5 separate regions of the Homo sapiens genome follow, and all the other regions are linked to region 2. Evidence: chromatin loops called from intact Hi-C (ENCODE). Cell type or tissue: sigmoid colon. All regions are shown on one strand.

Region 1 (5,000 bases), 550 kb before region 2:
GGTTACAGAAAGAATGGAGGCTCAGAGCACGGCCAACGTAAATTATGGCAGTAAGAGATTATGGAGGGAGAGAAGAGGCCTGTCTCACAAAGGGGAGTCCTGTTATGTAGATGATGAAACCTCACAGGTTGCAGCTCTCGGAGAGAATACATGGTAAGAGTTTCCTTCAGACCTTTAAAGATGTTGGATTCTCAGTTAATCTTTTTTAGATCTGGATAAGAGAGGGCCTCAGAGGAGGCCTGGCTGCACCGTGCAGATTCTGCACAGATGCAAAGTTTCCCAGGAAAGACAGTTTTTCAGGGCTACTTCTGTTTGCAAGCCCTCTGAACAGCCATCTCAAAATACGTCAAAGAAGGATACTTTGGAGCGAAATATTTTGGTTTCCTTCACGATCCTCACTGGAACCCATGATAGCCCACATCCTGGCCCTGAAGTTTTAGGGTGTTAGGTAATGTATATAAACAAAATAAGCCAAAGGACACCTAAAAAACAAGCAGGCAATTTCTCAGCAACTTTATTACTTTTATAACGGGTTAATAATTCTATGGAGAGCCCTGGAATTTACTACAACTTTCTGCCTTTGTTTCTTATAGAAGCAAAGGGAGTTACCAGTAAGGTAGTAATAAATTCCAAGAATCACTTAAAGATTGCTTTTATCCATGAGAAACATACCTCAATAACATGTGGGGGCCAAGGCAGGGCTTTCCCTTTGACCCTCTCTGAAGTTTCACTGAAAAATCAACTTGCAAAAGGCAGATTAATAGGAGAAAAGCCATACAAATTCATTTAACATGTATACATCGGGGGCCTTCTGAATGAAGACCCAACTTCCCAGTGAGGTACAGAAGCTTATATACCATTCTGAGGTTAGGAGACAGGAATAACAAGGGTGGTTGCAGGAGAATAGAAAATTCCAGGCAGTGGTTTCACATGGCTAGCAAAAGGAAACTGTAGAAATAGCTGCAGAAACTATGGGCTGATAAGACCCTAAAAGCCAGGGTGCGGACTAAGCTGGGTGAGACTAACCGGACTCAATGTGGCACTGGATTTGACCTAGGTTTCACCTAGAACCTCATTATACGCTCATTAGCATACAAATCACACACCCACCAGCACCATGACAGTTCCAGGAACATCCATATTTGGTGTGAAAATGAGTAGCACTAGAGTTCCAGAACATCTCCACCTTTTTCCAGGAATCTTCATGAATATTCCATCCCTTAGTTAAAGAAACCCACAAAGGCAGCCCCTCCAAACCCCTTTGCATGTGACTGTCTCTTGAGTACACCTGCACTCCCCTTTCTTGAGTGTGTACTTTTCACTTTGCAATACATTTCCGTACTTGGACTATTTTCTGACTCAGCCTTGAATTTATTCTCACTGGGGTGGAGGTCCCACTAGCAACTGGGGACTTCCCGCAGCCCACTGATGTCAGTTACAGAAAGAATGGGAGCTTGGATCCTGGTAAAACAGGTTATGGGAGTGGAGAGAAGAATTCCATTGAGGGGCAATAAATGATTACTAGAATGAATGACTGTATGGGAAACAGAAATTAACTTGTAAATAGTTCTCTTTGGAATTTAAATGATCCCTGGAGCAAGTTATTATCTTCTTTTCTGTAATGGATAAGGAGATAACAGGGAAGACAGCAAGAATAATTGTTCTCCTTGGTGAGTCTGTCCTACCTGTATGTATAGATAGGAGAAAACCAGTGCTTATTGATCTCTAAGGGTTTTTAATTTAAAATACTCATTATACCAGGGACCTGTATTTTGGAGTGAAATACTTTGAAACAACCAAAGGCAGAGAGATAGTCCCAAATTATCGATGAGAAGATTAAGTAAAGTGGGCAGAAGAGAAAAAGATTATATGTCTATAATACTGCTACCCTTCCATTACTTCTCACATCGGGCAGAATTAAGATATTTCCCAAGACTGAGACACTCATGGAAGGCAGCCAGCCGTCACCACAAATCTTCATAAGCTCACTGCAGCTTTCCTGCTGCTACACACAGGCACATTCTCTCCCCCTCTTCTTTTTTTTCCTTCCTTCCTTCCTTCCTTCCTCCCTCCCTCCCTCCCTACCTCTCTTCCTCCCTTCCTTCCTTCCTTTCTTCTTTCCTTCCTTTGCTGAGTCAAACTCAATTGTGTGTTACTTCTACAAACATTTTGTTATAAATATTTTCAAACATACACAAAAATAAAGGAAGTATAAAATGAATCTTCACGTATTTATTACCCAGTTTCAAGTATAAACATTTTGCCAATCTTGTTTTATCTACTCTCCACCCCTTCCTCTCCTCACCACTCAATGTTTCTCTGGATCATTTTAAGGCAAATTCCAGGTTTTCAGTCTTAAATGTATCACGTCTGTCTAAAAATAAGCACTTAAAAAAAACCTAATCACAGCACATTATCATACTTTCCCAAATTAATATTTCTTGATTTCATCTAATACCCAGTTTGTTTTAAAATTTTCTCAAAAATAACTTTATGCAGTTGGTGTGTTCAAATAGGCTCTATGCAAAGTCTACATCGTGCATTTGATAAATCTCTTAAGCTCTTTCAATATGTGATACTTCCCCTTCTTCTTTCTGGCTTTCAGGCCATATGTTTGGTCTGCTCAATTTTCCACAGTCTGGATCTTGATGAATTGCATTCTTATGGTGTAACTAACACATTCTTTTGCTTCTTGTATTTCCTGTAAGCTGATGTTTACATTTAGAGGCTTGTTTAGACGCAGGTTTGAATTTTTTTAGCATGAAAGTTCCAGTTGCACTGCAGAATGTCTGGTGATCCCAGGTTTAGCACTTTTGAGGTTGATCAGTTAAAAAGTAGCTGTTTGGGAGGCAAAGGGCACATGTTAGTCGCCTTTGCATGCCCATTGTCAAGCACAGCATTGTGCCTAGAGCAATCCCTGGCAATGTTTACTGAGTTGAAGCAGTTGATGAAACCCAGATTTGTGAGACTTCAGATACAAATCTTCTATTCTCAGCTGAGATGCCTAAACTTTATTAATTCACATCTGTATGTTGTAAAAGTTCTATTTTATTTTACGACCTTAGCCAGTTTTGACCAGTTCACCTTGGCTGCGGTTGTTTCTGTTTCATCTTTTTCTCATAAATAGTGTCAACCTTAAATAATGAGATTCAGAAAATATGACTAAGGATAGAGTTTATTCGAGTGCAAAGCTTGAGGATAGCCACTCATGAAGCGTCAGCTCCAAATGAATATGGTCAGCATTCCCAAGTGGAGAAGTTAAGGTTTCACTTTTACAGACAGAGACAAAGACATTTTCAGAGGATTACAACATTTTCTATAGGAGACCAGTGCATACATTAAAGCAATTTGATTGGTCACAGATTGCTACGTGCCAAGGAAGATTACTTTATTACTCAATGAGGAGGGATGGTGATCTGAGGAGGTCTTCTCTCTCGTGCTGTTTGGTCTTCTTAATTATTCACAGGGGGAAAAAAAGGCGGAAGTTGCCGCTGCACGTGACTCAGGCTGCATAGCCACATTTGTCTCAAGGCTCAGAATAACTTAAAGTTCCAACAACTTGAAGTTTGAATTATTTAATTTCACAATAGAAATTAAAACAAAGATTTTAACGTTTCTTAATAAGAAGAAGCCATCTTCATGCGAATTGTGAAATTTTTAAATTAAATATATTTTTAAAGTTAGTAATTTACTCAAGCGTTGTTTAGACATTGTTTTAGAAACTGGTATCTTGAGTGTCTATGCTTGTCATCTTTCATGATGAATGGTCCCTGTTTATTTGCAAAACTTGCCAATCTGCCAAAGCTTTATTTGCTGGGAAGTTAGCATGTCTGGGAAAGTAACACTTTCTTTTTGCTTTAGTAACGTATAAATATTTTTAAAAAAGGATATACATATTTTTAGGAAAATATTCTTAGCAAACCCAAGATTGAGATCTATGAGTTCATTTTTCCCCTATTTTTCTACACCTTTAAAAAAATTCCCCTTTGGAGATTGAAACAGGAGAAAGGGTAGGGCCCAATATCACACAGGGACAAGAGTTGAGCCTGGGAGAGTCTTGTATTCAGGACCCAAACTGGGTGCAGGGCTGGCTCATTAGGAGTTGAAATGCCTCTGCACCAGTCACGGGTGGAAATAGGTGCATTCACATGAACATGGTTGCATCAGCTTCATCCACAGGAGCCCTGAACCCGTCATTAACCTGTGATCTGGTTGGAATCTATGTACCCTATGGGTCAATGTGAAATTACTTCTCAGGGAGGCAACCACAGCTGAGGGAGTCCACAAGGTAAAATTTCCACAGAAGATAAACTCACATGTAAGAACTGCAAAAAACATACAAGAATGTCTAGTATTGTGACAATAGTAAACCCAGGTCTGCTGCATACAGACCGTACAATTGTAGGTGTGTAATTCACATTGATCACAATTGCACACTCATACACACACCCCATGCAAAACCTTACGGTAGGAATTCTAAAGTGACCTGATAAAAATATTGAATCCTCAAATTGATAACGTAGAGAATGACATTTGTGGAACAAGAACATTCAAAATTTTTAAATGCCATTATGGCAAGGGAACAGATGAGTATTTTTAAAAAATCAGATCTCTGGCCTGGAGTGGTGGCTCACGGGGCCAAGGTGGGTGGATAACTTGAGGTCAGGAGTTCAAGACAGACCAGGCTGGCCAACATGGTGAAACCCCATCTCTACTAAAAATACAAACATTAGCTGGGCATGATGGCACGTGCCTGTAATCCCAGCTACTCGGGAGGCTGAGGCAGGAGAATCACTTGAACCGGGGAGGTGGAGGTTACAGTGAACAGAGATTGATCCACTGCACTCCAGCCTGGGCAACAGAGTGAGGCTCTGTCTCAAAAAAAAAAAAAAAAAAAAAAGAAAGAAAGAAAGAAAAGAAAGAGGTGATTGGGAGCTCTAAGAAGAAACTCCTTTGACTCCGATTTTGGGGAAGGAAAAAGTATTAGTTATCTCTGAGAT
Region 2 (5,000 bases):
GGCTAATTTTTTATATTTTTAGTAGAGACAGGGTTTCACCATGTTAGCCAGGATAGTCTCGATCTCCTGACCTTGTGATCTGCCCTCCTCGGCCTCCCAGAGTGCTGGGATTATAAGCATGAGCCACTGCACCTGGCCCTGGACTCTAATTTGTTTGAGTTCAGACAATTAAGAAATAATAGTATTGTTTTTGTTTTTAAAGAAAGGATAAGAAGAAACGTGGGCCTCTAAAGATCATCATGGCAAAAGGTAGCCCTGCTTGCCTTCCAGTCAAAGCCTTCCCGGCTGGTTTGTGCAAAGCTCCAGAGCCGCCTGCTGCTCCTCCCCTGAAATGCTTTGCTTGTTTTCAGAAGTGCTGCATGGAGGCAAGAGGCTCTCTTCTTGGTTTTCTAAATTCACATCTATCTTAGGAAGGGGGTGGAACTGCACACCCTGGGCTTCGCTGTTAGTGGGAGATGACGCGGCCATCCCTCATCCCTCGGGATTGTGGACAGGGTGCTGGCCTGCAGAAAAGGACATACTGGGGCTTTATTGCTTCTGGGCTGGGAAGCGTTTCAGGGCTCCGAAGCCCACACCCATCTGAGGAAGCGCTGCTGCACTGGCCTGGGCCTTGGGCAGGTGGCATCAAATCCGATGCTGGGCTCTCACACGCTCTGCTGGGGCATTATGGACCATCTTTGCAGTTTGGCATGTTCCAAATTAACAAGGGCTCTGCTCTGTGGCCTCTTCCTAGCTGTTGATTCTGAGTGAGTGATCATTTTAGTAGAATTTAGATGTTCCAGCCTGGCATTCTGAGGGCAGCTGTCCTTAAGTAGAGCAGAGACAGAGATGAAGCTACAGCTGCAGTCTGTGATCAGAGCCAAAGCACGTGGACCTCCTGCAGCCCCTAACCCTTCTGCGTCACGAGCACCCTAAATTGCAGAAGGAAGCTGAAGGGGCAGAGGGGATATGGTGATTTTAAACTGTAAGGAACTTCAGGGCAAGTTTTGCACTGATTGGGTCTTTGCAATGTAATTTTTCTTAAAAAGCTTGTTGTAAAAGCATAATTAGAATGTTTTGCACATTTCTTTCTATTCAATGGAGAAATTGCACTGGGTAGATGTCACTCAGAATCCAGTTCTGGCCCTTTCAGGGAGTGAGACTTTAAAACAAGTACACAAGGTCCCACTACTCTTGGTGAAACTAAATGGGGCTGCTCAACTCCATTCCCAATCCCCATGGAAAGTGTGTGGTGAGCTTTCTCAAGTAGCAGCAGCCGACAGTATTAACAGCATCTCTACATTGTAAATACATCCATGGAGGGAGAAGGGAGGAGCTCTGTATAAACAGGAAAGTATAGAAGGGGCAATCAGGGCTGAGCTGCACCTGGGTCAGTAAGGTGGCTGCTCCCTGAGTGCAGAGACACAGCCTGTCCTGCCAGGAGCATGAAACCTATTCAATCAACATTTTTGTATGAATGTGCATCAGTGATCCTCAAGATATTAATAGGAGTTTCAGGGGACAAAGGCATTCTAGCGGCCCAATGAGGAAACCCCACAGTAAACAGGCTTAAATTCTTGTAGCATCTGTAATGTTCTGTGGGCATCCAAAATCCCAAATGTGTGTTCAGGGACACTTCCTCAGTGTCCCTAAACACACATTCTTTGGAGAGGGGTCAAAAGACTTATTAGTCGCTCCCAACAGAAGTGTCCAAGGAACACAAATTCAGAAAATAGCAATTCAGCTGCACTTCCTTATTTGCAGGTGAAAGCCGCCATTTGGTTTAATGGGAAGAGGTGGTTTTGGAGTCAGAAGACTGAGACTGGGATCTGCCTCCTAAGGATGATGGGTATTGGAAACTCACGCCTATGTATCCATTTGTACATTTGAATAGGGGTGTAGTTGTGGCAATGATCTGTAGCTTTTACTGAGCACAAGGTAGGGTGCCTAGAACTCAGGAAGTGTTTAATAAATGATAGCTCTTGAAATTACCAATGGAAAACTGAGTCCTGGTGAGAACCAACTGGCCCAAGGCCAGCCAGTAAGGGAGGTACAGGGCGGAGCTGGGTCTGGGTTTCTTGCCTCCCCATCAACATTCTTTTTACTGTACTACACTAACTGAGAATAGAAGTTGTACATAGTTGTATTTCTCTTATAAGGATAACAAATCAAATAGATGTTGCCAGATGTTTCTGTTTCACAGAAGAATGAAGTTAATGGTTGTATATCAGGGCTCAAACCTAAGATTTAAAGAGAGATTGCTGAGCAAGAGCAGCCATAAAAGATGTCTATGTTGGTATTTCAGCATTCCTGGGCCGCATAAAGCACCATTTGGTCACATCTGGTCTCCATCAGGCCTGAAGTGTTACATAAATACATGCATGGTTTATAGGGTAAGGAGGCCCTGTTGAGACTGGCCAGATGTGATCTGTTTAGGCTCTGCAGACAGGGCCCAGGAAACTGCCTGATAGCCCTGCACAATGCCCTCCCAAGGGACAGAGCTCTCTGCTGCCATCAGTGCATCTAGGGCAGAGATACCATGCTAGCTGCTGTCACTCATGTCCAACATGCTTGGGTGTTCAACCTCCCTCTGTAAAAGCTCTTATTATAGACAACCAGTGGAGTTCAGTTCAGAAGTTAGAGAACAAAATGCTTTAATGACCTTGTGGGCTCCATCCATCCATCCATCCACCCATCCACCCATCCACTCATCCATTCATCTACCCATCCACTTCACCCACCCATTCATCTATCTACTCATTCATTTATGCATTTCTGCAATCATTTACCCACATGCCCATTCATCCATCTACCCATCTATCTCCATCTATATTCATCCATCTTTCTATCCATCTATCCATCCACCTGCCTGTCTGTTCAATCTGTCCATCCACCTATCCAACCATTCATTCTTATCCATGCACCCACCCATCCACCCTCCCATCCAGTTATTCAATGAATATGAGCTCCTTGCATGTGCAAAGCACTAGTCTAGGCGCAGGGAATCCCGCAACAAACAAGTCAGGCATGGAGCTGACATTTGTATCATGTTCCAGAGGGGGAGACAACATTGAGTAATTCCACAATTATTCATTGGCTAGGGTAATAAACTCTCAGAAGAATTACAAAATGCTCCAAGAGTGTGTAATAGGAGATGCCTCCTAACTAGGAGGCCAGAAAAGGCTTCCCTGACGCAGTGGGAGTGCCGTGGGGCAGCCCGGAGCTCTGGCTACAGCCCTGCACCCACCCTGGCTACTGCTTGGTTGGTTTTGTTTTCCCCAGGCCTGCCGATTTTACAGTTAACTCTTTCCTCCATATCATAAGCTTCCAAAACAAGGTTATCCCTTGTTTAGGTAAAACCATTAAAATTTTCCTAGTATCAAGTCCCCCAAGCAATCTAACTAAAAGATTGAATCACAAAATAGAAAAGTCCCTTCTACCACAGCTAATGCTGGAGGAGAATTCCAGGGATCCCTGCACAGCAGTCTCAGGGCAGCATGCCTTCCTCCCCAGGCCACCCGGGGCTCTGAGGAAGGCTGTCAGACTTCGGCCCCTTCCTGTATACTGAGCTCCTGACCACAGTCTTGTGCCGGTTTTGCTTTTTTAAAAGGGACAAGCAAACAGGAATCTTCCCCATGCCTACCCTCACTCGTGCACACAAAGTGGGCCTGGCTGTCATTTCCTCCTGGGGTCTGATCTCTGTTTTATGCTCCTGCTTGTTGATTCTGACCCAGGTAAGCCACACAGGGAAAAGCCATCTCCCTGCTCCTTGCTTCGGGGCAGCAGAGCCATTTCACACACACAAACACCCTGCACCCCAGCTGCCTGGTTTCAGTGGCTGCTTGCTTATGGCCAGACAGCCGAAGGCCAGGCAGGGCCCGGCCTCTGTTCTCAGGTCTCAGCAGTGATTATGCATGCGAGGTAATTACACTGGTCTTGTTTCCGTGCTCTAGGCCTAAGCCTGGATATTCAAGGAAGGGAGCCTCTGGTTTTTTGCTACGTTATAATTTCTTTGTAGGGACAGGGCTCTAGGCGACTCCCAAATGGGCTACCTGTGCCGTGGCCACTCATTTCCTATTGTGCAGAGTAGCAATTACACAGCCAGAGGCTGGCCATGGGTGGGTTTGTTCTTCTCTGTGACATGTATTTTGTGAAACAGAAGAGAGGTCCTCTGTTTCTGAAAGCAACTCTTAAAATAAATACACCAGGCTCCTCCAAGGAATATCTGCATGAGAAGAAGTAAGCTACTATGTCTAGTGGCTCTCAAAGTGTTTTGGCGGGTTGGTCAGTCGGTCCACACAGGGAGAGAGGGGCAGGACAAAGGCCTCACCTCCCACTCAACACTTAATCCTGGTCTTGGGAAAGTTAGCGTTTGCCCACAGGTGACATGTTCTCAGGGCCTGACTACCTGCGGGTGGACACCAAGGATAAGCTGTGTCTTGAATTTTTTTAAAGCTTAAAAAGAAATTACTTCCAGCTGTGCATCATGAGAAGACACTGGTTGGTGTGTGTGAACCGATTTGCAGCACAAAGGGCCCCAGAGTACTTGGCTGGGCCAGATAGTGATGATGACTCATGCTGTCTTTACAAGATACTGCATAAACCTAGAGCAAGACAGAAGTTCCTCCCTCCCGACTCCACCCCCTGGCTTTATTGAGATGTAATTGACAAATAAAGCTTGTATACAGTTAATTGTACAATGTGATGATTTGATGCATGTGCATATCATGAAGTGACGGCCAAGATGAAGCTAATCAGCACTTCCACTGCCTCACATGGTTACCATTATTTTTGTGTGTGTGAGGACACTTCAGTTCTACTCTCTTAGCACATTTTCAACATACAGTACAGTATTATTAACTATAGTTACCATGCAGTTCATGGATCCTCAGAACTTAAGTATCTTATCACTGGAAATTTGTACCCTTTGACCAAAATCCACACAGTTTTTTCCTACTCCCCAGCCCCTGGTAACTGCCCTTCTACTTTCTGCTTCTAAGAGGTCAACTTCATTAGAGTCT
Region 3 (5,000 bases), 200 kb after region 2:
TAGTAAGTCTTTTTTTTCAGAATATAACATTGCATTCATTTAACACTCATGACTTGTGTAGAAAAATTAATACTTGTAGCACACTTTGCCTCTTTTGATTTTTAATTATGTTTTATTTATTCTATTTAGTATTTATGGTCATATAACAATATAATTATACATATTTATCATTATTAAATATTGCAGGTATATGAAAATGAATAACATATAATAAAATGAGCATCCTACCTGCCTGGAACACCACCTCCCCAGCAGAATCTCTCTCTGTGCTCCACAGAGGTCACTTGCGTCCCCATTGTCAGGTCCCTCATTCCCAACCATTTTTCATGCTGCATTTCCCATGAAATTTGCTAGAAGGTTCTGCGTGTTTGCTTTGTATGTCTTTAATGCTTTATAAATTGTGTCATAACACATGCATTCTTCAGCAACTTGCTTTTATCCTTGAGCATTTTGTTTGAGAGACTTATCTACATTATTAGAAGTAATCTAAGACCTTGTGTTTTTACTACTTTGGAACTATACTACCATTTATTTATCCAATCTCCTGTTGATGGACATTTGGCTTGTTTCTAGCTTTCTGCATTTAAAAATTGCTGCTACAAATCTCTTTGTGTGTGTCTCTTGCTTAGTCATAGACTTTCTCTAGGAAACAAACCTGAAAGGAGAATTGCTGAGACAAAGGGCTTACATGTTAGGAAAGTTTTTTCAAGTTTGTTTATAGTAAAAATTCCCTGGGTGTATCACAGATGAGAAGGCAAAGATGCATTCACAGCTCCCAAACTCACTGCTCCTGCAGGAGTTTTTGCACATGTTCTCAGGAGGGGCTTTGAAAACACATCATATAAAGATTCAATGACGGTTGGGCTCAGAGATTTGGGGATTTTCAACAAATCATAAAAGTCTTACTTGGTTTCAAACAAAATGAGCACCTAATTTAGGCATGAGTCAGCAGAATTAAGTGAAGGAGGTAGGAGACAGTGGGGATGGTGGGGGAATAGTTTCTCCTGGTCCCGAAATCATTATAAGTAGACAGTCACTAACCCTGTCCCATGGGGCAGGAATCCAAACAGGGCAAGATGAGCAAAGAGGGCTGTGGGGCTATTGCCATAAGATGTGTGCTCATGTGTGCCCATGTGTGTGCCTGGATGTGTGTGTGTGCATGCATGTGCATGTATGTATGTGTCTCTGTGTGTATGAGTATGTGTGCATGTGTGCAGACATGTGCATGTGTGTGCACATGTATGTGCATGGGTATGTGTGCAGGCATGTGTGTATGTGTGCACGCATGTGCATGGGTATGTGTGCATGTGTGTGCCTGGGTATGTGTGCAGGTGTGCAGACATGTGCATGTATGTGTGTCTCTGTGTGCATGAGTATGTGTGCATGTGTGAAGACCTGTACCTGTGGGTATGTGTGTGTTTGTGCATGTGTTTGCGTGTGTGTGTCCATGTGCATGCACGTGTGTGCATGCATATCCATATGTGTCCCTGTGTGCATGTGTCTGTGTCTGTGCGCACAGTGTGGGGGAGGGGCAGGGTGTCACTTGCTGCATCTCTTCCTATCAAAACTCACCTTCCATTTGGCTAATAGATTCTTCTATCTACTTTTTCAGCATTAAATTTTTAAAAAACTTTTGTTATATTTTGGGGTGGAGGGGACAGGATCTCACTCTGTCACCCAAATGCAGTGGCACAATAATGGCCCACTGCATCATCAAACTCCTATGCTCAAGCAATTCTGGCCCCTCAGCCTCCCAAGTAGCTGGGACGACAGGCGCGTGCCACCATGCCCTGCTATTTTTTTAAATTTTTGGTAGAGATGGGTTCTCACTATGTTGCCTACGCCTTACCTTGCCTCAAGTGATCCTCCCGCCTCAGCCCCCCAAAGTGCTGGGATTACATACGTGAGCCACCACACATGACATCTTTCAACATTTTTAAGTTACTTTTTAAGTTACTTCTTAAGTTACTTCTTAAGTTACTTCTCCTTTGTAATGGGAGAGAGGTGTTAGTTGATTTCCTCTGACTTTGGCTAATGCCTGCCAGTCTCGATTCATCAGAAATAATGATGAGAAGATTCGAATGCTCTCAAAGCCATTCCTACAGAGCCAGCCTCCTCTCTCAGGCTGTGATATTGTCTCTTATGGGTGAAGGTTTGGGTGCGGGAAAATTGAATTAGATGAAGAATATTAGCATCTCCATAAAATGAAATTTGCCAGAGAAGAATTCTTGAGTTTATGGAAAGGAAAACAGGGGAAGTTATAATGGGGTGCTGACACAATGTTGGTGCTGTTCTGAGTGTGTGTGTTCTGCAGTGGAGCCACATGCAGAACGCTGAAAGTCCCGATGGCCTGACAGCCGGGAGACATCCCTTCTGGAAACGTGCCAACTCCTCAACCAAGATGGAGCATCACTTCCTGAGAGGCTTTTGTTTCAGTCTCCCCCATGCTGGCAGGTTATTGTTCAGCATCTGGAATCTGACCCTGGAGACAGAGGCGCCGTTTATTTTCAGACTCAGCTAATCACCAAGGCCCACACCCGCCTGATGGGGAAAGTGCAAAGGTGGGAGAGACTGTTCCCAGAATAGAAGCGTTTGCTGCTAGTCCTTCCAGAAACGTTGCCAAGTACAGAGCTGAATGCAGACTGGATTTCTTCAACAGCTTCACCTACACTCCACAAATCTCTTGTCACTTCTTTCCCCAGTGCTCATATAAATACACCATGTATTTTATAATGTGTATATGAATTCCCCAAGAGAAATCTAGTTCAAACTTTCATATTGCAAACATGCCTGGCCAACACTTTGGCACTCTGTGCACCCGAGTGTGTCCATGTTAAAATGCCTACTATTAAGGGATTACTTTGCCCCCTTTCAATTTTATAGATATGCAAACTTGAGTGTGAAGTGGCATGTCCAAATTAGTGCCAGCTCATTAGGCCAATAAAAGCTGGGAATCAATCTCATTACTGTTTTTGCCCAGTTCTGAAGAAGCTTCCAGCCACCAACCTGGTGACTCAACTAGCAACTGAGAATCTTCATGCATCATCCACACCCAGTGGGGCTGTTTACACACTCCTGCCTCCACCACAAGGCCCTGCAGTCACACCTTCATCACACTCCAGCCAAACACCCAAACGAAGAGGGTCACAGATCTCTTTGAAACTTTGATGAAAGCAACCAAAAGCAAAGGCATTTGCTCACAGAAGCATTTGGCATACTTGCCCTAGAATGGCCAGTGGCATCTTCTCAGCCAAGCTTAGCAGCTGGAGCTGCCCCTTCCTCCCCAACCAGAGCCGCTCCATGACCTGACTCTGCTCAAGAGATGTGCCCTGTTCCCAGAGAGGCTCAGGCTTTCCAGCAAAGTCCGCAGGGCTGCCTGCAGCCCCTGCTTAGGGTTGGGCTGGCCCCCTCCTCCACTCACTACTTCATGCACAGCTATAATCCCCTGGGCCATGAGAGCTTGTTCACACATCTTCATTGTTCATGTCTTTCACAATAGCATAGTTGTGAAACAGTCCTGTATAAACACATCACAGACAAAGGCAAACAAGACAAAAACAGTTTCAAAAACTTTCACTTAAATGTGCTCACTGTCATAAGTTTAAAATTATTGAAAACATCATGAATTTAAAAGCCCAGGAAAACGAAGACTCGTCTATTATTTTGCCTGCAAGAAGCACACACCAGTGAGATCGTCCAGTGTGAGTCAGAGTATTTAAGGAGTAGCTCTTCAAACACTTCGATTTTTATCCCCATTGTTTTTAAGAATGGAGAGAAATGGATTGCGGTAAAAAGACGTCACTGTCCACTAAAAGTCAAAATACTGCATTTAAACTCTTCACGGCAGGCACGGATTACTTAGAATACTTTTTGTGAGGTAAACACCATGGCAGAAAATTAATGAGTCATACTAGCTAGGGATAACAAACATGGCTTGATTAGCTGCAGATAGTGAGAATTTCATTCCTCATGCATTAAGGGCTAGTTTCCTAGAGAGGAGGATCAAACAGAAACCAGTAAAAGTCCTTGGGTTGTGAGTTACAGACCTGGCCTCTGGGAGATGGGCTCTGGGCAGATGCAGAATGGCTTTTGACCTGCTTTGTGTTACATAGAAAAATGTGTGTTTGGAGGATGGTCAAATCAAGACCTCAGTTTAATGATTTCACCTCATGGGCACTGTTGTGTGGTCATTGCCTCATGCTGTGATCCATGCATTGTGTGTGTGTGCATGTGTGTGTATCTGTGCATGTGCACATGTGATTGTGAATGCATGTGCAGACATGTGTGTACATGTGCATGTCCTTGAGCAGATACATGCATCCAACGCAGTTTAACAATGTCTCCCACCTAACACTTCTCCAGATAGCTGCACAGTTGTGTTGCTCCCATGGTGTCACTGATGTGATGGTTAACTTTATGTGGTGGCTTGGCTAGACTATGGTGCCCACATGTTTGGTCAAACACCTGCTGTATTTTTAAGAGTTGATTAACATTTCAACCAGTAGATTTTGAGTGAAGCAGGTTCCTTTCTGTAATGTGGGTGGATCTCATGCAGTCAGTTGAAGGCCTTAGGGGAAAACCGACCTCTCCCTAGGAGGAGGGAATTCTGCCCCCAGACTGCCTTTGCCTTTGGACTCCAGCTGAAGCATCAAGTCTTCCACTCTTCCCTGGTCTCCAACCTGCTGGCCTGCCCTGCAGATTTTGTACTTGTCAGCCTTCACTATCACATGAGCCAGTTCCTTAAAATAAATCAGTATCTCTGTCTACACACACACACACACACACACACACACACACACACACACGCATCCTATTGGTTCTGCTCCTCTAGAGGACCCTGACTAATACCCAGCACCTTTCTATGGGTAGAAGTCAAGCAATGTTGCCAGCAGTGATATTTGGCCAACTTCATGGTCATCATGAAGACCATCATGGGAGGGTCATCACCTTGTTCCTGGCCTGTGCTATGATGCATGGGGCTTGCTTTCTGGGGTCTGCTA
Region 4 (5,000 bases), 140 kb before region 2:
ATGTCTTTACCTACTAAGGTTATTTTTCTGCTGCTGTGGTGGAATTGCTATTTTCAGTAGCTGAGAAAAATTCAATATTTATTTTTCTTGGTGGGAAATCCACAGTGAAGTAGGTGGTTCCTGGAAGCTGTTTATTCCCCCTATTGCATTGTCTTGAGCAAATGACCATGATTAATAATATTTAAAGGGATTAATCTCATTCTGCAGGAGGCAAGCAGTAGAGCAGATAGATATAAATAGAAATATTGAAACAGATATAAATATAGATATCTCTTGCCCATTTTAATTCTACATATTTACAGCTTCAGGGCATAATACAAATGGACAAAGAACCTAGCCAGCAGAAACCGAATAAAATTCCAACAGGGAGATTTATTACTGCCTCTGGAAGTAAATCATAGTTGATATTCTGGACTGAGTTTACTCTGAGCATGTGATCTTACTCAATCAGATCATGCTAAATATAGACTTGGAGAGGACTCATGGCAGAACGTTGACTGAGGCCATAAGCTGCCATCTGGATTTTTTGTATCTTTTTTCAGAAAACAGTGAATTCACCCCGGCATTCAGCTTCCGTAAGATCAAGCACAGAGGTCATCTGCTGCGGATTTGTAGAGGAAAGTTCACACTGCTGTGAAAATATATTCCCAGTTATATTTGAATTTCTAGTTTTAGGACAAAATTCTGCTATCTTTTTACAAAAAGCCCCCCCTCCCCTTACACCCCATAACACGCCACTCTTTATAGGATTGTCACTCATGATTATGATGACAGGAAGCATTGATGATGACTCATTGATTTTTTTCTATATGCCCCGAGAAGTTGGTGTGATCTTTCTGGAAAAGAAGACCTTCTTTGACACATAATGTTTATGAAAATATCAGAGGTTCAGGTTGGGTAATCTGTCTCAAACTCTCCCTCAAGCCCCTCTACTCCCTCTAGGAAGAACACAACACGAATCCTGCAGGATGACTGAAAACTCCTCTGTTGATCAGGGCATTCAGCAAGCAAGTCTGCACAGCCCTGCTCACAGTCACTCCACTCTGAAACCAGTTCTGCTTTGGGAAAATATTTCCTGGGTTTAACAAAGTCCCTTATGCTGACACCTGTGTATTTTTCTTTATTCTGCTTTAATGTGATGTATAACTTTAGAATCATAGAGCACTAGTGCTTTAACGGAGTTTAGAGCCTAGCCTTAGAATTTAACAGGAACAAAAGCTTGGGCCCAGAAAGCGTGGGTTCCCATAGCTAGTTAGTAGAATAGAGGCTTGGTCTCCTCAGCCTGCAGGGATTTCTTTTCTACCATTAATGGCTGTATTTGAAGATGTATTTAAATCCCTCCTCAGCCTCCATTTTTCAAGTTGAGATGTTCTTTAGTCTCCCAATAAGTATAATTTTCCGAACGTTAGATTCTTTTCTCATATTTTCTCCTTTCTCCATGTGCACATTAAATTATGGTGCCCTGTGCTGGTCTCAGAATAAGTAGCAGACTTTAACTAGTACTGTCTGGGATAGTATTATAATTCATAATAATCCATTGACTATGTAGAAATAGTTCTTAAGTTCTTAATTCATAACATGTCAGACAGTGATATATACCCTGAGGATATAGAAATGAATAACAATAAGGTTCATTCTTCAAGGACCTTGAAGTCATGCAGGGGAGATGTGTATTGAGTGGTTGACCATAGCTAGGTAGGAGGTAGGAGGTAGGAGGTGTTCATGTGTGTTTGGGAGAAGTGTTGGGGCACAAAAGAGGGTGTCCTTATATGTATAGGATTTTAAGAGAAATTTTAAGTCATTTTTTAGCCAAAAGTGGGGTGTTTTAGCTGGATCTGAAAGAATCCAGCAATGTTTAAGAATTGAAATAATGCTGTTACTATTATTTGTGTATATGTTCGTGTATCTTGGGTATTATTCGGAGTCATGGGATCACATCAGTTACGGAAAGATCACTTTGGTTGCAATGTGGATAACGGATTGAAGGGGAAAAAAAGAAGAAAATTCACTTAGGAGCCTAAAGTAACATTCCAGGAAACAGATGGTACAGATTTCGGCAGAGCTGTGACAGAAGACTAATCCTCAGGATTTAGTGACCTCTTGAATGCTGATTGTTGAGGAAGAGGTCAGCAGTGATTTCCAAGGTTGTGCTTTGGACAACTGGGTTGGACTATTTAATAATAATAGGCTTGTGGTTATTCTTTTAAATTATCAAATAATCATGGAATAGTAGAAGGTTTTGGGTGGAAGATAAGGAGTCCAATTCTAGCCACGTGGAACTTGAACAACTTGGAATTATCCAGTTTGCATTATCCAGTGGGCAAAAGGATACATGGGTCTGGAGGGCAGGGGAGGATCCTGGGATATGATATAAGGTGGCAGTTAAACCAAAATGTGGATTACTGTATTCAGGCAGATGTTAGAGTATGAACAGAAGAAGGTCACTTGTCAAAGAGTAGGCAGGAAGCCTCATGAAGGAGACTGGAAAGAAATGTTTGGAAGGCATGAGGAGAACCAGAAGCATGTGGCCAACAGGCCTCATGTCCTTGAGGGATCAAGTGACAGAAAGATTAAAATCTATTAAATTCTGCAGTGAACTTATAATTGGTGATCTTAGGGCAATTTATTGGGGTGTGGAAAGCTCTGAATCCAGAATGCAACACACCGAGGAATCAGTTTCTTCCTTTATTTAATTAATTAATTTATTTTTTTGAGACGGAGTTTCGCTCTTGTTGCCCAGGCTGGAGTGCAGCAGCGCGATCTTGGCTCACCGCAACCTCCACCTCCCAGGTTCAAGCGATTCTCCTGCCTCAGCCTCCCGAGTAGCTGGGATTATAGGCATGTGCCACCACACCTGGATATTCTTCCTTTATTCTATTGATATGCTGTGTTACTTTGACTGATTTTTATATGTTGGAACCACTTTCACATTCCTGGGATTACTCTCACTTGGACATAATGTATAATATCTTTAATATACTCCTGGATTCAGTTTGCTAGTATTTTTTTTTTTTTGGCGGGGTAGAATGCAGTCTCACTCTGTCACCCAGGCTAGAGTGCAATGGTGCCGTCTTGGCTCATTGCAACCTCTGCCTCCCAGGTTCAAGAGATTCTCATGTCTCAGCCTCCCGAGTAGCTGGGATTACAGGCATGTGCCACCACACCAGGCTAATTTTTGTATTTTTAGTAGTGATGATGTTTCACCATGTTGGTCAGGCTGGTCTCGACCTCCTGGCTTCAAGTGATATGCCTGCATTGGCCTCCCAAAGTGCTGGGATTACAGGTGTGAGCCACTGTGCCCAGTCTTCAGTTTGCTAGTATTTTGTTGAGTGTTTTGGCATCTACATTCATAAGAGACTTTGGTTTATAGTTTTCTTGTGATGTCTTTATCTGGTTTTGGTATCATGGTAATGCCGACCTCATGGAGTGAGTTAGGAAGTTTTCTCAATTCTATTTTTTTGGAAGAGTCTAAGAAGCATTTCTACTAATTCTTAAAAATTTGGTAGAATTCACCATCTGGTCCTGGGGTTTTCTTTATTGGAAGCTTTTGGAGGGTTGACTCAATCTCTTTATTTGTTATAGGTCTATTCAGATTGTCTGTTTCTTCCTGAGTCAATTTTGGTAGCTTGTGTGTCTCCAGAAATTGTCCATTTCATCTAAATTGTCTAATTTGTTGGCATACAATTGTTCACGGTATTGTTTTACAATGCTTTTAATTTCTCTATATCGTTAGCAACATCTCCTTTGTTCCTGATTTTAATAGTTTAAGTCTACTCTTTTTCTTTTTTCTTGGTTAGTCTAGCCAAAGTTTTCTCAACATTGTTGATCTTTTCAAATAACTATGTTATGTTTTATTAATTTTTTCCATTGTCATTCTATTCTCTACTTCATTTATCTCTCCTCTAATGTTTATTTTTTTCCTTCTTCTTGCTTAGGTTTAGTTTGCTCTTCTTTTTCTATAGTTTTTTAAAAAAACTTTTATTTTAGGTTTAGGGGTATATGTGCAGGATTGTTATATAGGTAAACTGTGTGTCATGGGGGTTTGGTGTACAGATTATTTAGTCACTCAGGTAATAAGTATAATACTCAATAGGCATTTTTTCTTGATCCTCTTCCTCCTTCCACCCTCCACCCTCAAGTAAGCCCTGGTGTCCAGTTGTTCTCTTCTTTGTATCCTTGTGTTCTCATTGGTTAGCTCCCACTTATAAATGAGAATATACACTATTTGGTTTTCTGTTTCTGCATTAGTTTGCTTATGATGATGATCTCCAGCTCAATTTATGTTGTTGCAAAGGGCATAATCTCATTCTTTTTTATGGCTGTGTAGGATCCCATGGTATATATGTACCACTTTTCTTTATTCAGTCTACTGTTGATGGGCATTTAGGTTGATTCCATGTCTTCGTTGTGAACAGTGCTGCGGTAAACATATGTGTGCCTGTGTCACTATGGCAGAACAAATTGTATTCCTTTCGATATATATCCAACAATACGATTGCTGGGTTGAATGGTAATTCTGTTTTCAGTTCTTTGAGAAATTGCCACACTGCTTTCCACAATGACTGAACTAGTTTACACTTCCACCAGCAGTGTTTAAGTGTTCCCTTTACTCTGCAACTTCACCAACGTCTGTTATTTTTTGGCTTTTTAATAATGGCTATTCTGTCTGGTGTGAGATGATATCTCGCTGTGGTTTTGATTTGCATTTCTCTAATGATTAGTGATGTTGAGCATTTTTTCATATGCATGCTGGCTGCATACATGTCTTTTTGTGAAAAGAGTCTGTTCATCTTCTTTGCCCACTTTTTAATGGTATTGTTTGTTTTTTGCTTGTAAATTTGTTTAAGTTCCTTATGGATTCTGGATATGAAACCTTTTTTAGATGCATAGTTTGCAGATATTTTCTCTCATTCTGTAGGTTGTCTATTTACTCGGTTGATAGTTTCTTTTGCTGTGCAGAAGCTCTTTAGTTTGATTAGGTCCCATTTGTCAGTTTTTGG
Region 5 (5,000 bases), 93 kb before region 2:
TTTCTTTTTTTTTTTTTCTTTTTTTTTTTTTGAGACAGAGTCTCTCTCTGTCGCCCAGGCTGGAGTGCGGCAGCATCATCTCGGCTCACTGCAAGCTCTGCCTCCCAGGTTCACGCCATTCTCCTGCCTCAGCCTCCCGAGTAGCTGCGACTACAGGTGCCCGCCACCACTCCCGGCCAATTTTTTGTATTTTTAGTTGAGATGGGGTTTCACCATGTTAGCCAGGATGGTGTTGATCTCCTGACCTCGTGATCCACCCGCCTTGGCCTCCCAAAGTGCTGGGATTACAGGCGTGAGACACTGCACCCGGCCCATTACGGGGCTTTTTTTCCTTCCTTTCATGCCTGATAATATTTGATGGGATGCCAAACACTGTAAGCTCTCTGGTGAAAACATAAAGGTTTTCTTGAAGTGAGGTTTGAACTGAATTTTGAAGGGTATATATGGCTTAAACAGTGAAATGAGGGGAAAAACATTTAAAGAAGAGGGACAAACGTGAAAGTAGCTGAGGCATAAAAGGCTATGTGTTTTTAAGAAAATAAAAGATTGCTGGGGTGACTAGGAGCAAGCAGTGAAATGGAGAATTGCATTCTATGTCTCTTGGGGTAAAGGGATGGGCAGACCATGTCCCACTGACTCAGGGGCTTTGTTAGGCATTTTGTTCTGTATCCTGTGAACAATAGTAATTCTTTAAGGGCTTTACTTAAGCTCAGATTTGCAGAAAAATCACTCTGGCTTCAATGTGAAGAACAGCTTGAATGAGCTTCAGAATAGAAGGGGTGTCGAGTTAGGAAGCCACTGTAGATTTCTGAGTGAGAGATGAGCATAGTTGGGGCCAGGATGGGAGCAGAGATGGAAAGAAGTGGGCTGACCTGAGATACAAGATGTGGGGTGACTCTTGACCCCTCCCGACTGCACCCTATGAGATCAATCACCAAGTTCATGTGAACGCTTTTCTAAGGGGAATATTATTTTCACAGAGTGAATACATTTTTTATTGATATGTTCATAAATATACTTTCTTACAGTTCTGACTATTGCATGTAGTACCTCAGAAAGGAAACCTATTTATTAACTTGTACCCAGAAATGACTCCTAGTGAATCTCTTCTGATATTTGCCCAAGAATTCCCCTAAAACACTCAGTAATGAAAAACCTCATTCCAAAGGCCTAGTTCAATATTCCTCAAACTGTAGTGTGCATGAGAATCACCTGACAAGCTTGTTCAAACAAATATTTCTGGGCCACATTCCCCAGAGTTTCTGATTCAGTAAGTCTTATTCAGTGACTTTTCACCTCTATCAAGTTCCTGGGTGATTTTGATGCTGCTGGCCCAGGGACCACTGTATGGGAATCACTGGTTAATCAGAAGCACTATAGCCAAGAGTGCTTCTCTTGGAGAAGGAAACACAGAAACTCTGTTCCTTTCCAGTGCTGTGACTTGGTCAAGTGACTCACCCCTCTGTGCCTTTGTTTCCTCATCTGGGTCTTGGTGAGGCTTAGAGTGAGGACTGTTGGAAAGCATTAGGACAGATGTATAAGGAGCATATACACGCTTTTATACGTAAGAAAATAAGTTCCATGTGCCTTGCATATTCTACAGTTCTCAGTGTATGGTGAGACAGATCCTGCTTTCAGTTCATCCTTGGTGAATGCTAGTCAAAATTCTATGTGATGTCACAACAGAAATCTTCAGTTAACAGTCGTGGAAAGGACTCAAGCTCTACTCCATCTCCACCTCCTTGGGTTTGGGTAAATTCTCAGCAGGATTGTGCATTAGGTGAGTGTCTGCTTCTCCCCTGGGTCCCCATAACTTTGCTTGCTCCTAAACAGGGAGTCACATCTGGGAAGAGACAGTAGATAATGGAGCCAGAGAGCTGACTCACCACGTGGGATGGCTGTGGGCAAGTTTCCCAGGTTGCACAAGCCACCGGGTTTTCTGAAACAGATGGAAAGACCGCCTCTGCAGGCCGCTGGCTGACTTCAAGATAGTCGTGCTGTATCAAGTGGTGTGAGAAGGAAAGACCCATAAGAGACTTTGTCATCCAAGTTTCAGATTCCCCTGGATTCCTTAGCGATAAGACATGCATGGCTCATTACATATTCTATTTATGAAATTTCTACGGGCAAAGACTCGAATGCCCTTTAACTGGGTGCGCACATGGGCATCGCATAGTTTTCCAGAGTAACCCAAGATACTGGGGTGGAGAGAAAAATGGAACCAGAAGACAAGCCAGCTTCTACCAAAGCCACCCAGCAGTCAGCCAGCCCAGACTCTCAAATCTGGACCTGGGGGTCAGCCCTAGGTAGACAGGCAAGCCATCTTTCAAAGGCTCCCATGTCCTCTTAATAAAGTGAGAGCCAGACATTAGCAATCATTCTCACAATTTTTAAAAACCATATTATCAGCTGTTATTTTAAATATCCCTAACCTAGTATAGTTAATAACAGAAACAGAAAACATTTAAGATTTTTAAGATATAAGAATTGAAGATCTTGAGTCAAGCTTTAAAATGAAAGTAACTTTGAAATGAGGTCAAAGTTAGAACATTCAGCAAGGAATCTTAATTAGAAAAGTATGACTGGGCAATACTAGAACAATTCTGAGCAAATGATTTTGCCACCAGGAATGGTAAATTCAAAGAAGGCAAATTAGCAGTAAGTTGCAGAGATGGCCACTTGAATGAAACACAAACAGGGTTAATTTTTTTCACTCGGTCAATTGCATTTCTCATACAAAGCTGAAAAATGCTCTCTTGTAATTCTCATTTTATAATAGCAATTCTTTTGTTTTGCATTGCCTGGCCATTGCAATCTGGACAAAGCAACTTTTCCATCCTATTTTAGTTCTCAAAGTATATTGATTTTTAATTTCCTGGAGCCAGTTTTCTACACAACAATATTTTATTCACTATGAGAAGTAGTGCCAGTTTTAAACATTTATAGACTTGTTTCTCCAGGGAAAAACATAAGCTAGAAAGAAAAACTAAAATTTCATTTGATGAGATTCAAATGGCAATTGGGGGTTTGAATGTAGAAGTGTTGTTTTCTTATCCAGAACAGTCACTGGAACTGCATTAAGGGAATGCTATCTGGTCAATTTTTGTTTACTTTCTGGAGATACGATATTTTCTGAGGATTCAAAACAAGTGGGAAATTGCCAAAGTCTTGCAAGCCTGATTTAAGAGACAGAAAAGAAGAGACAACATATAAAGTTTTCTCTTCGTGCATATGAACACACATATATCTTTAAGTTAATACATTAATGGATCATATTATAACATTTCTTTTCAAAAATTTTCTTTTTGTTCTTTGCTCTTCTTCTTCTCTTTCCTTTCCCAAACTTTCTCTCTGCCTTCTGCACAGGTAACTCATGATAACAGTATGTGGCCTATAATTTTCAGCTCACTCGCGCTTACCTGCATGTATGTGCACAGATGTTAGAGAGTGCTTTTCTTCATTTTTGTTAGAAATGGGATAATAAAACAGACTTTTTTTTTCTGCATTTGGTTTCATTTACTCTGTAATTGCTCATGGAAATCTCCCAGAGTCATCAATGTGGCTCTAATTCATTCTTTTCAGTGGCTGTGTAATAGGTTGTGGTGTGTATGAGCCAGAATTTCTTTCATCATTCCTCTGTCATTAGGCGTTTATTTGAGTTCCAGCTTTTTGCCACTGGGAACAATACTGCAGTAAATGCTTATGTCCTTGTGTTTTCATTGCAGTGGGGTAGATGGAGGTGGCTCTAGACATTTTAGTTCTGAGTTTAACCTCTTTTTGCTCATCTTTACTTGCTGTAGGGGCTGCAAAGATAAATAAAACTTAATCTTTATCAAGCCCTCATAGCTGAGAATGGCCATGGAGCTCAGTTTAAGGCAGGGAAGTGGCTTTGGCTGAGCCTCTTCTGATACAGGCTGAGCATGCCTAGTGAGAAAATCCGAAATCCAAAATGCTCCAAAATTCAAAACGCTTTGAGTGCTGATGTGATGCTCAAAGAGATGCTCATTGGAGCATTTCAGATTTTTGTGTTAGGGATGCTGAACCAGTAAGTGTAATACATATATTTCAAAACTTGAAAACAATCAAAATTCAGAGCACTTCTGGTCCCAAACATTTTGGGCGAGGGATACACACTCAACCTGTACCTCCGTCTTCCTGCTTGGAATGCAGCTGTTGCTAAAAGTGGCAGAGGTGAGAGAGAGAGAGAGAGAGAGAGAGAAATAAAGAAGGAGCCTGGTATGTATGATTTAGCCATGTTTCAACAAGTATTTCTGAGCATCTAATCACAAAGATATGGAATCATTCTAAGTGTCCATCAATGGATGATTGGATAAAAAAAATGTGTATATATATATGTAGGAATACTACTTAGCTATAAGAAAGAAGAAAATCATGTTTTGCAGCAACAAGGATGGAACTGGAGGCTGTTATGTTAAGTGAAACAGATCAGAAACAGAAAGTCAAATACCACATATTCTCACATAAGTGGGAGCTAAATAAAGTGTACACGTGGACACAGAGTGTGGAATAATAGGCATTGGAACTGGGAAGGGTGGGAGGGTGAGGAGAGTGAGGAATAAGAAATTACTCAATGGGCATGATCTACACTATTCAGGGGATGGTTTCACTAAAAGCCTGGATTTTATCACTATGCAATATAGCCACATAACAAAGCTTCACTTGTACCCCTTAAATTTATAAAAATAAGAAAGTGAAGGATAGAGATACCAAAGAAAGAGACATGGTCCCTGGCTTCATGAAATGTGTAAGTGCTTTGCAGGTGCAAGACGAGGTGGCATGAAGCCATGATGCACAGGGAACTAGAGCGATCTGGGGCAGGTGGCAATCACAGAAGCCCTAAAGGAGGGTAGTGTTGGTTAGGAATGGGAGGGAAGGAGCCTTCCAGAGAGAAGGAGTGCTATAGTGCTAGGACCTTGGCTTGTTTCTTGGAACAGAGGAAAGGTCAGCATGGCCAAAGCCCAGCACTGGAGGGGGCAGTC

What was found. Peaks named below come from ENCODE experiments on the same cell type or tissue, not always from the same donor. Only the 100,000 strongest peaks of a DNase experiment are listed, where the experiment ranks them.
Region 1: a loop joins it to region 2, with 10 times the contacts of the local background. A loop is called at or near these places in 2 of 110 quality-filtered maps.
Region 3: a loop joins it to region 2, with 3 times the contacts of the local background. A loop is called at or near these places in 3 of 110 quality-filtered maps.
Region 4: a loop joins it to region 2, with 3 times the contacts of the local background. A loop is called at or near these places in 31 of 110 quality-filtered maps.
Region 5: a loop joins it to region 2, with 2.4 times the contacts of the local background. A loop is called at or near these places in 8 of 110 quality-filtered maps.

Annotation. Positions count from the first base shown.
Region 1 is chr9:88,195,232-88,200,231 of GRCh38, forward strand. No RefSeq gene overlaps it. Among named protein-coding and RNA genes, the nearest start is that of SPATA31C2, 59 kb to the left of the region's middle. In sigmoid colon, no CTCF peak of the experiment used is centred here; DNase peaks (open chromatin) are centred at 1,967 and 3,488; H3K4me3 peaks cover 1,131 bases; H3K27ac peaks cover 278 bases.
Region 2 is chr9:88,743,433-88,748,432 of GRCh38, forward strand. It overlaps MIR4289 (microRNA 4289), which reads right to left and starts at 2,473; the gene lies at 2,404-2,473. RefSeq lists an enhancer at 3,697-4,385 and a silencer at 4,282-4,576. In sigmoid colon, no CTCF peak of the experiment used is centred here; DNase peaks (open chromatin) are centred at 2,029, 2,379, 3,189 and 4,529; H3K27ac peaks cover 2,850 bases.
Region 3 is chr9:88,947,108-88,952,107 of GRCh38, forward strand. No RefSeq gene overlaps it. Among named protein-coding and RNA genes, the nearest start is that of S1PR3, 42 kb to the right of the region's middle. In sigmoid colon, no CTCF peak of the experiment used is centred here; DNase peaks (open chromatin) are centred at 2,564 and 3,324.
Region 4 is chr9:88,605,188-88,610,187 of GRCh38, forward strand. No RefSeq gene overlaps it. Among named protein-coding and RNA genes, the nearest start is that of LINC02843, 44 kb to the right of the region's middle. In sigmoid colon, no CTCF peak of the experiment used is centred here; no DNase peak of the experiment used is centred here; H3K27ac peaks cover 185 bases.
Region 5 is chr9:88,650,503-88,655,502 of GRCh38, forward strand. It overlaps LINC02843 (long intergenic non-protein coding RNA 2843), which reads right to left and starts at 1,658. Exons shown (of 4, transcript NR_144626.1): 1 at 1,459-1,658. LOC105376135 (a long non-coding RNA gene) reads left to right here and starts at 1,347. Exons shown (of 2, transcript XR_930098.2): 1 at 1,347-1,564; 2 at 1,687-2,371. RefSeq lists an enhancer at 1,327-2,526. In sigmoid colon, no CTCF peak of the experiment used is centred here; a DNase peak (open chromatin) is centred at 1,939; H3K27ac peaks cover 566 bases.